Regions from separate parts of the Homo sapiens genome. Here region 2 is linked to region 1. Evidence: read pairs that join two places in POLR2A ChIA-PET (ENCODE). Cell type or tissue: Panc1. All regions are shown on one strand.

Region 1 (4,000 bases):
GTGCTGGGATTACAGGCATGGGCCACCGCACCCAGCCCATTTTATTTCATTTTTGTAGAGACGAGGTCTCACTATGTTGCTCAGGCTGGTCTCAAACTCGTGGGCTCAAGCGATCCTCCAGCCTTGGCCTCCCAAAGTTCTGGGATCATAGGTGTGAGTCACCATGCCCAGCCACAATATTTTTCAAACCCTAAAATGAGACATTTGGGCTAAGATGTTTTGGCTTATTTATTTATAAAAAGGGACCTACTCAGACACAGGCTACTGTTGATATACATTTCATAACTGACTCTAATGAAAAATAAAGAGGAAAAGCATAATCGGAGTATACTCTTGATTGGGCATTGTGGCTCATGCCTGTAATTCTAGCACTTTGGGAGGCAGATGCTGGAGGATCACTTGAGCCCAGAAATTCGAGACCAGCCTGGGCAACACAGCGAGACCTAGTCTCTACAAAAGATTAAAAAATTATTCATTTGTGGTGGTGTACACCTGTAGTGCCAGCTACTCGGGAGGCTGAAGCAGGAGGATCACTTGAGCCCAAGAGTTTGAGACCAGCCTGGGCAACATAGTGAGACACTGCATTGCAGCCTGGGTGACAGAGTGAGACCCTGTCTCAAATAAAAAGAAAAAATCCAATCCCAGTAAGTAATATAAAATATTGGGAATCCAGTCAAAATTAAGTTCTATACCTCCAAAAAGTCATAAAACTTTCATCATATAACTCATAATATTTGCCACCATCAGCATCACAAGGAAGCCTCTGGCCGGCATTTAAGGTCTTCAGTCGGGCTTTTCCACCTCTTTCCAACCTTATGTCCCGTAGAAATCTTTACTTCAGCCAAGTGTTATTTAGCTATTGTTCGATTTCTCATTGTATAACCATTCACATTATTCTCTTGTCTTCATAATCTTTGTTCTCTCACCCCAGCCCCAATCCAGTCTTTTCTTTTTTTTTTTTTTTTTTTGACAGAGTTTCACTCTTGTTGCCAAGGCTGGAGTGCAGTGGCGCTATCTCAGCTCACTGCAACCTCTGCCTCCCGGGTTCAAGCGATTCTCCTGCCTCAGCCTCCCCAGCAGCTGGGATTACAGGCAGGCGCCACCACACCTGGCTAATTTTGTATTTTTAGTAGGGAAAGGGTTTCTCCATGTTGGTCAGGCTGGTCTCGAACTCCTGACCTCAGGTGATCCATCCACCTCGGCCTCCCAGAGTGCTTGGATTACAGGCGTGAGCCACCGCATGCGGCTTTTATCCAGTCATTCTTACAACACTTTTACCTCTTGTTAGTCTTGTGAACTTTACAACTCTAAAAAATCTTTCTCTTATATTTCTATTTCTTTTAAGCTTTATAGTACTTGCTTTCTGTATCAATCATTTGACAATCCATGATCCAGCTATGTATTTTTCTTTTACTATCTGTGTATGTCTTCCCAAGAATATGTAAATTTTTGAGGTAAGGAATATGCCTTTTTAAAACAAATTTTTAGAGACAGAGTCTTGCTATGTTGCCCAGGCTGGTCTTGAACTCCTGAGCCAAGTGATCTGCCTGCCTCAGCCTCCCAAAGTGCTGGGATTACAGGTGTGAGCCACTGTGCCCAGCCTATAGCTAGCTTTATAGTAAGTCTTGAAGCAAGGTATTGTCAATCCTCCAAATTTGCTATTCTTCTTCAATATTGAATTGGCTCTACTAGGTCTTTTGACCCTTCACATACATTTTAACATCAGTTTGTCGATATCCACAAAGTAACTTGCTGGGACTTTGACTGAAGTTGCATTAAATCTATAGATCCAGGTGGGAAGAACTGTCACCTTGATGATATTGAGTCTCCTTGCCCATGAGCATGAAATATCTTTTCATTTATTTAGTTCTTCTTCGAGTTCTTTCATCTTTTCTTTTATTGTTTTCCTTATACAGATTGCAGAGGCCAAAGCAACTTCATTTGGATCCTCATCTGCCATTTTGGCTTCTGATTAACCCCTGTTCCAGGAAGCCGTCTAAGATTTCCAGTTTATCCATTGTTTTTTGTATAAGAGCCGGTACTTATCATAAAATTGTTATCATACATCGGCCAGGTGCGGTGGCTCATGCCTGTAATCCCAGCACTTTGGGGGGCCGAGGCAGGTGGATCACCTGAGGTCAGGAGTTCGAGACCAGCCTCAACATGGAGAGACCCCGTCTCTACTAAAAATACAAAATTAGCTGGGCATGGTGGTGCATGCCTGTAATCCCAGCTACTTGGGAGGCTGAGGCAGAAGAACTGCTTGAACCTGGGAGGTGGAGGTTCGGTGAGCCGAGATTGCACCATTGCACTCCAGCCTGGGCAACAAGAGCGAAACTCTGTCTCAATAAAAACCAAAAAAGCAAAAAAAAATTGTTATCATATTTCAACTATCCTTGATGTTATCATACTTCAATTGTCCTACACATCCCTTCTGAACCACCACTTCTCTTTGGTATGTAAGTGCTGGGTCTAAGGGATAAGGTTGCAGGGATCCACCATCTTGTCTCACTGCCACCCAAGACACAGTCATGGCTTCTGTTCAGAAGTCCCTATTAACTATTTCTTTCTAAGAAACATGTAACCACCCAAAGGGTTCATCTTGCCCACTGCCTAGACAGAGCCGATTCATCAAGACGGGGGAATTGGCCAGGCACGGTGGCTCACACCTGTAATCCTAGAACTTTGGGAGGTGCAGGCGGGCAGATTGCCTGAGCTCAGGAGTTCAAGACCAGCCTGGACAACATGGTGAAACCCCCTCTCTACTAAAATACAAAAAATCAGCCAGGTTTGGTGGTGTGTGCCTGTAGTCCCAACTACTCAGGAGGCTGAGGCATGAGAATTGCTTGAACCCGGGAGGCAGAGGTTGCGGTGAGCCAAGATCATGCCACTGCACTCCAGCCTGGGTGACAAAGCAAAACTCTGTCTCCAAAAAAAAGGCAGGGGAATTGCAGTAGAAAAAGAGTAATTCACACAGAGCTGGCTGTGTGGGAGACCAGAATTTTGTTATTACTCAAATCAGTCTCCCCCAGCATTTGGGGAACAGAGTTTTTAAGGATGACTTGGTGGGTAGGGGGAGGCCAGTGAGCCAGGAGTGCTGATCAGTCGGAGATGAAATCATAAGGACTCAAAGCTGTCTTCTTGCACTGAGTCAGTTCCTGAGTGGGAGGCCACAAGATCAGATGAGCCAGTTTATTGATCAGGGTGGTGCCAGCTGATCCATCAAGTGCAGGGTTGGAAAAATATCCCAAGCACACTGATCTTAGGAGCAGTTTAGGGAGAGTCAGAAGCTTGTAGCCTCCAGCTGCATGACTCCTAAACCATAATTTATAATCTTGTGGCTAATATTACTCCTACAAAGGCAATCTAGTCCCCAGGCAAGAAGGAGGTCTTTGTTTAAACTGTAAACTATAAACTAAGTTTCTTTCAAAGTTAGTTCAGCCTACACCCAGGAATAAAGAAGGACAGCTTGGAGGTTAGAAGCAAGATGGAGTCGGTTAACTTAGACGTCTTTCACTGTCTCAATCATAATTTTGCAAAGGCAGTTTCAATCTGAGTTTGTCAGCCTCTTTCTTCAGCCTCTCAGCTTCCTTGGACTTTAGGGGTAGGTTTGCATAGTACCCCCCAAGAAACATAGATCTTGTACATATTTTGTTAGATTTATACCTAAGTATTGCATTTTTAGAGGAGCTAATATAAATGGTACTGTGTTTTTAATTTCAAATTCTACTTTTTCATTGCTGGCATATGAAAAAGTGATTGGCTTTTGTATATTAATGTTGGATTCTGCAACCTTGCTGTAATTGTTTATTCGTTTCAGGAGGTTTTTTTGCTGTTGTCATTGAATATTTCAGATTTTCTACATAGACCATCATGTTATCTGCAAAGACAGTGTTAATTCTTCCTTCCCAATTAATATATTTTATTTCCTTTTTTTGTCTTATTGCCTTAGCTTGGACTTCCAGTATGATGTTGAAAAGGAGTGGCAAGAGAAGACATC
Region 2 (4,000 bases), 230 kb before region 1:
TTCGCCTCCCGGGCTCAAGTGATTCTCCTGCCTCAGCCTCCCAAGTAGTGGGGATTACAGGCACACACAGGCACACACAGCCACACCCAGATAATTTTTGTGTTTTCAGTAGGGACGGGGTTTCACCATGTTGGCCAGGCTGTCTCGAACTCCTGACCTCAGGTGATCTTCCCGCCTCAGCCTCCCAAAATGCTGGAATTACAGACATGAGCCACCGCACTGAGCCAGGTTTCTGATTTTCAACATCTGTTGAATGCACAGCCTTCTCTGGTCTCTTATGTGATAGTTCGGGGACTGATTGGAAAGAGTTGGAATCAGGGGATGGAGAATGGGGACAGATGGGACTAAGGACTCAGTGCACAAAGCTCCCCTTATCACAGAAAGCAGCCCTTTCTCTCCGTGTGAGGAGGCTGTTCCTGCCTTGCTGGAAGAACTATGGTTCTTGCCTGAGGAAGTCAAGTTGCCTTGTGTCTCCCACTTCTCATTTTCTTCAAAGACAGAACTAGATACCAACATATCCCTCATTTTATAAAGCCAACCCTGGATGGAGAATTACACACCAAAATAACTACAAGACTTTGCTCTTTATTCTGGAAAAAAAGTCTTCAGAATACATGTGGGAATGGATTTTAAGGGTGCTAAACCAGAGTAGGAGGCAAAGAACATTTGTTTACCAAGAGATTCTAGTTCAATATGCTTCCTGGAGCAGAGGGAGGGGTCTGTTTGTCTGGTTCATTGGTTGAATGAAACCTGGAATTGATGGCAGCCCACATCATTCAAGAGAAGCTGAGAGGTCTGAAATTATCAAGCATAATGTAGAAGCAGGAATCCCAGGAAATAGGAATGTTGCTGTGGATTTATTGTGCAAATCCCACTCACCAATCCCCTAACTGGTCCTGGAGAGGGACCAGAAGACACTCCCTTTGTCAAGGCACCGAGAGAGACACTGGTGAGAGAAGTATATCTCAAAAGTACTGTCGTAGCTATACTCTGTACATCAGGGATGCTATTGAGAGCGGCTGGAGATGAATGGACTCCCTCATGTTTGCCAGGATCCTGGGTGCCAGAGTTCAATGGCAGCACAACCACCAGTAAGGGAGAGGTTATCCCAATAGAAGGCAAGATGATCATGACCAGTCTGAGAATGGCCAGTCTGACAATCAGAATTGCCTGCACATCAAAGATCTTTGGCAGAAACTAATTGAATATGAGCTCTTAGGACAAATGAGATGGGCGGTCCTCTGTGGACCTGCTTAATATAGTTGACAAAAGCAAAATAAAAACTCCCTAGATCTGAATTAAACCATCCCATCAGAGAATGTTGTACCCGCATCCAACTCTCAGACCTGAACTTGGATGCCAAAGAAGTGGTAAATTCCTAATCCCAGCTACTCGGGAGGCTGAGGCAGAAGAATCGCTTGAACCCAGGAGGCGGAAGTTGCAGTGAGCCAAGATTACGCCACTGCACTCCAGCCTGGGCAACAGAGCGAGACTTCATCTAAAAAAAAAAAAAAAAAAAAAGGCTGGGCACGGTGGCTCACGCCTGTAATCCCAGCACTTTGGGAGGCCAAGGCGGGCAGATCACGAAGTCAGGAGATTGAGACCATCCTGGCCAACACCATGAAACCCCGTCTCTACTAAAAAAAAAATACAAAAAAATTAGCTCGGCATGGTGGCGGGCGCCTGTAGTTCCAGCTACTCAGGAAGCTGAGGCAGGAGAATGGCGTGAACCCAGAAGGCGGAGCTTGCAGTGAGCCGAGATCACGCCACTGCACTCCAGCCTGGGCGACAGAGCAAGACTCTGCCTCAAAAAAAAAAAAAAAAAAAAAAAAGGCCGGACGGAGGGGCTCACGCCTGTAGTCCCAGCACTTTGGGAGGCCGAGGCAGGCAGACCAGCTGAGGTCAGGAGTTCAAGACCAGCCTGGCCAACATGGTGAAACCCCGTCTCTACTAAAAATACAAAAAAATTAGCCAGGCGTGGTGGTGGGCGCCTGTAATCCCAGCTACTCGGGAGGCTGAGGTAAGAGAATTGCTTGAACCCGGGAGGCAGAGGTTGCAGTGAGCCGAGATCGCGCCATTGCATGCCAGCCTGGGCAACAGAGCGAGACTCCATCTCAAAAAAAAAAAAAAAAGAAGTGGTAAACTCCCATCACTTTTTCATCTAACTGTTCAGTTGGTACACAGATGGAGGGGTCTTGGAAAATAAAACAGGTAATCATAAGCTTCATATGGTGGTGACTTCAATACAGCAAGCCCACACAGCCTCTGGAGGAAAATGGTTTTTTTCTCATTCCCAATAAGTGAAGAACTCCAAAAGCCACTTTGTCTCATCTAGTAAGGATACTTTCCTATCTCCTTCAGGGTTAGGTCAACTCTGGCTTCATGCCACAATTTGGTCTTCAGAACTCTTAATCATTTTAATGTTTTTTGGACATCACAGTGATACTATATTAATGACATCATGCTATGAGGACCCACAAGGCAGAGATGGCAGTTATTCTAGGCATGTAAGAAACATGTAAATCTCATGAGTCTACAGGGGCCTGTGACCTCACGGAAGCATTTCAGGGAGTCTAGGTTGAGATAGCTCCTCCAAAATGAAGGATGAGATATTACAGCTGACACCGCCTCCTACAGGAAGCAGAAGCGTAATGCTTTGAGGTCCTATTTATGGAAGCAATATTTGTCACATTAGTGGGCTTCTCTGACCCACTTATGGGGTGTCTCAAAAGGGAGCTAATTTTGAGAAGGGGCTCAAGGCAGAGGAGATGCTCCATTTGGTTCAGGCTGCAATGCCATCTGTTTTGTCATCCATGACTCCGTGGATCTAACGGTGCTCAAAGTGTCAATGGCAGATTGGAGAGGTGTACATTACCTGTGACAAGCCCTGTTAGGAGAATCACAGTGTCAGTTATAAGGGTTTGGGAACACATACATGCCTTATTTGTCAAATAACTATTTTTCTTTTGAGAGAAAGAGATGGCTTGCTCCTGGGCTGTGGAAGAGACTGAATGTCTCATCAAGAAGGCAGATTACCATGGAGTCTGAGCTGCCCGTCTTGAGCTGCATGTTATTTTGATCCATCAAGCCACCAAGTCAGGTTCCCCAAAACACCCAGCTCTACTGGAGGCTCTCAGCATTCAGGTGGACATGTCTACCTGCCCTGGGTATGGAAGACATCTTCTGTCCCCAGTTAGCCCACTGCTTATTCAATGGGCTCATGGACACAGTGACCATGCAGGCAGGGACTGACTGATCCATTTTGTAACAATCTGGACTTCCCCACCAAGGCTGACCTGGCTTTTCATGAGTATCGCCAGCCAACTCTGAGCCTTTCAAGAGGTTTCAAACTCAGGGGAAGTCCTAGACAGCCACCTGAAAGCAGATTATATAGACCTCTTTAATCACGTAGGATATCAGCAATTTGTCCTTGCTGTAATAGACAATGTTTCTGAACTTGGACTGACTTTCTTTGCCTCCTGTGCCTGCGTTATTGTCCCGGGACTTTCTGAATGCATTGCTCATCATCATGGTATCCTATACAATATTGCTCTGACCAAGGACCTCACTTTATACTAAAAGAAGAAACGTGGTAGGCTAATTTCTGTCCCTCAAGTAGCAGCTGGCCTTATCCAGTGGTGGAATGACCAATTGTAGGCTTAGTTATTGTGCCTGCAGGACAACAATGCACAGAAAGGTAGCATTGGTGTCCTATAATATATAGAATTTCTTCTGAACCCAAAGCTGACATATCGTGCTATTTGTCCTGCAGTCAGGATACATGGCTACAGGAACCAAGAGAATGGCACCTTTCACTAACACTCAGTGACTTACTTGCAAATTTTTTTGTTTCCCGTTCCTTCGCCTCTAGGCTTGGCTAGTTTGAAGGTCTTAGTAACCAAGGAGGAACTCTTCTACCCCAGGAGATTCAAGTGTGGTTTAAGTGAAATAAAAGTTGAGACCCTGGCTATTTCAGACTCCTCATGCCAGTGGGTGAATT

What was found. Peaks named below come from ENCODE experiments on the same cell type or tissue, not always from the same donor. Only the 100,000 strongest peaks of a DNase experiment are listed, where the experiment ranks them.
Region 2: POLR2A ChIA-PET joins it to region 1 with 7 read pairs; 5 of 35 experiments call an interaction of 5 or more read pairs at or near these places.

Annotation. Positions count from the first base shown.
Region 1 is chr1:236,367,492-236,371,491 of GRCh38, forward strand. It overlaps a transcript of EDARADD not described here. Among named protein-coding and RNA genes, the nearest start is that of EDARADD, 25 kb to the right of the region's middle. In Panc1, no CTCF peak of the experiment used is centred here; no DNase peak of the experiment used is centred here; H3K27ac peaks cover 1,784 bases.
Region 2 is chr1:236,135,029-236,139,028 of GRCh38, forward strand. No RefSeq gene overlaps it. Among named protein-coding and RNA genes, the nearest start is that of GPR137B, 5.5 kb to the right of the region's middle. In Panc1, CTCF peaks have their summits at 2,636 (motif pointing left) and 2,847; no DNase peak of the experiment used is centred here.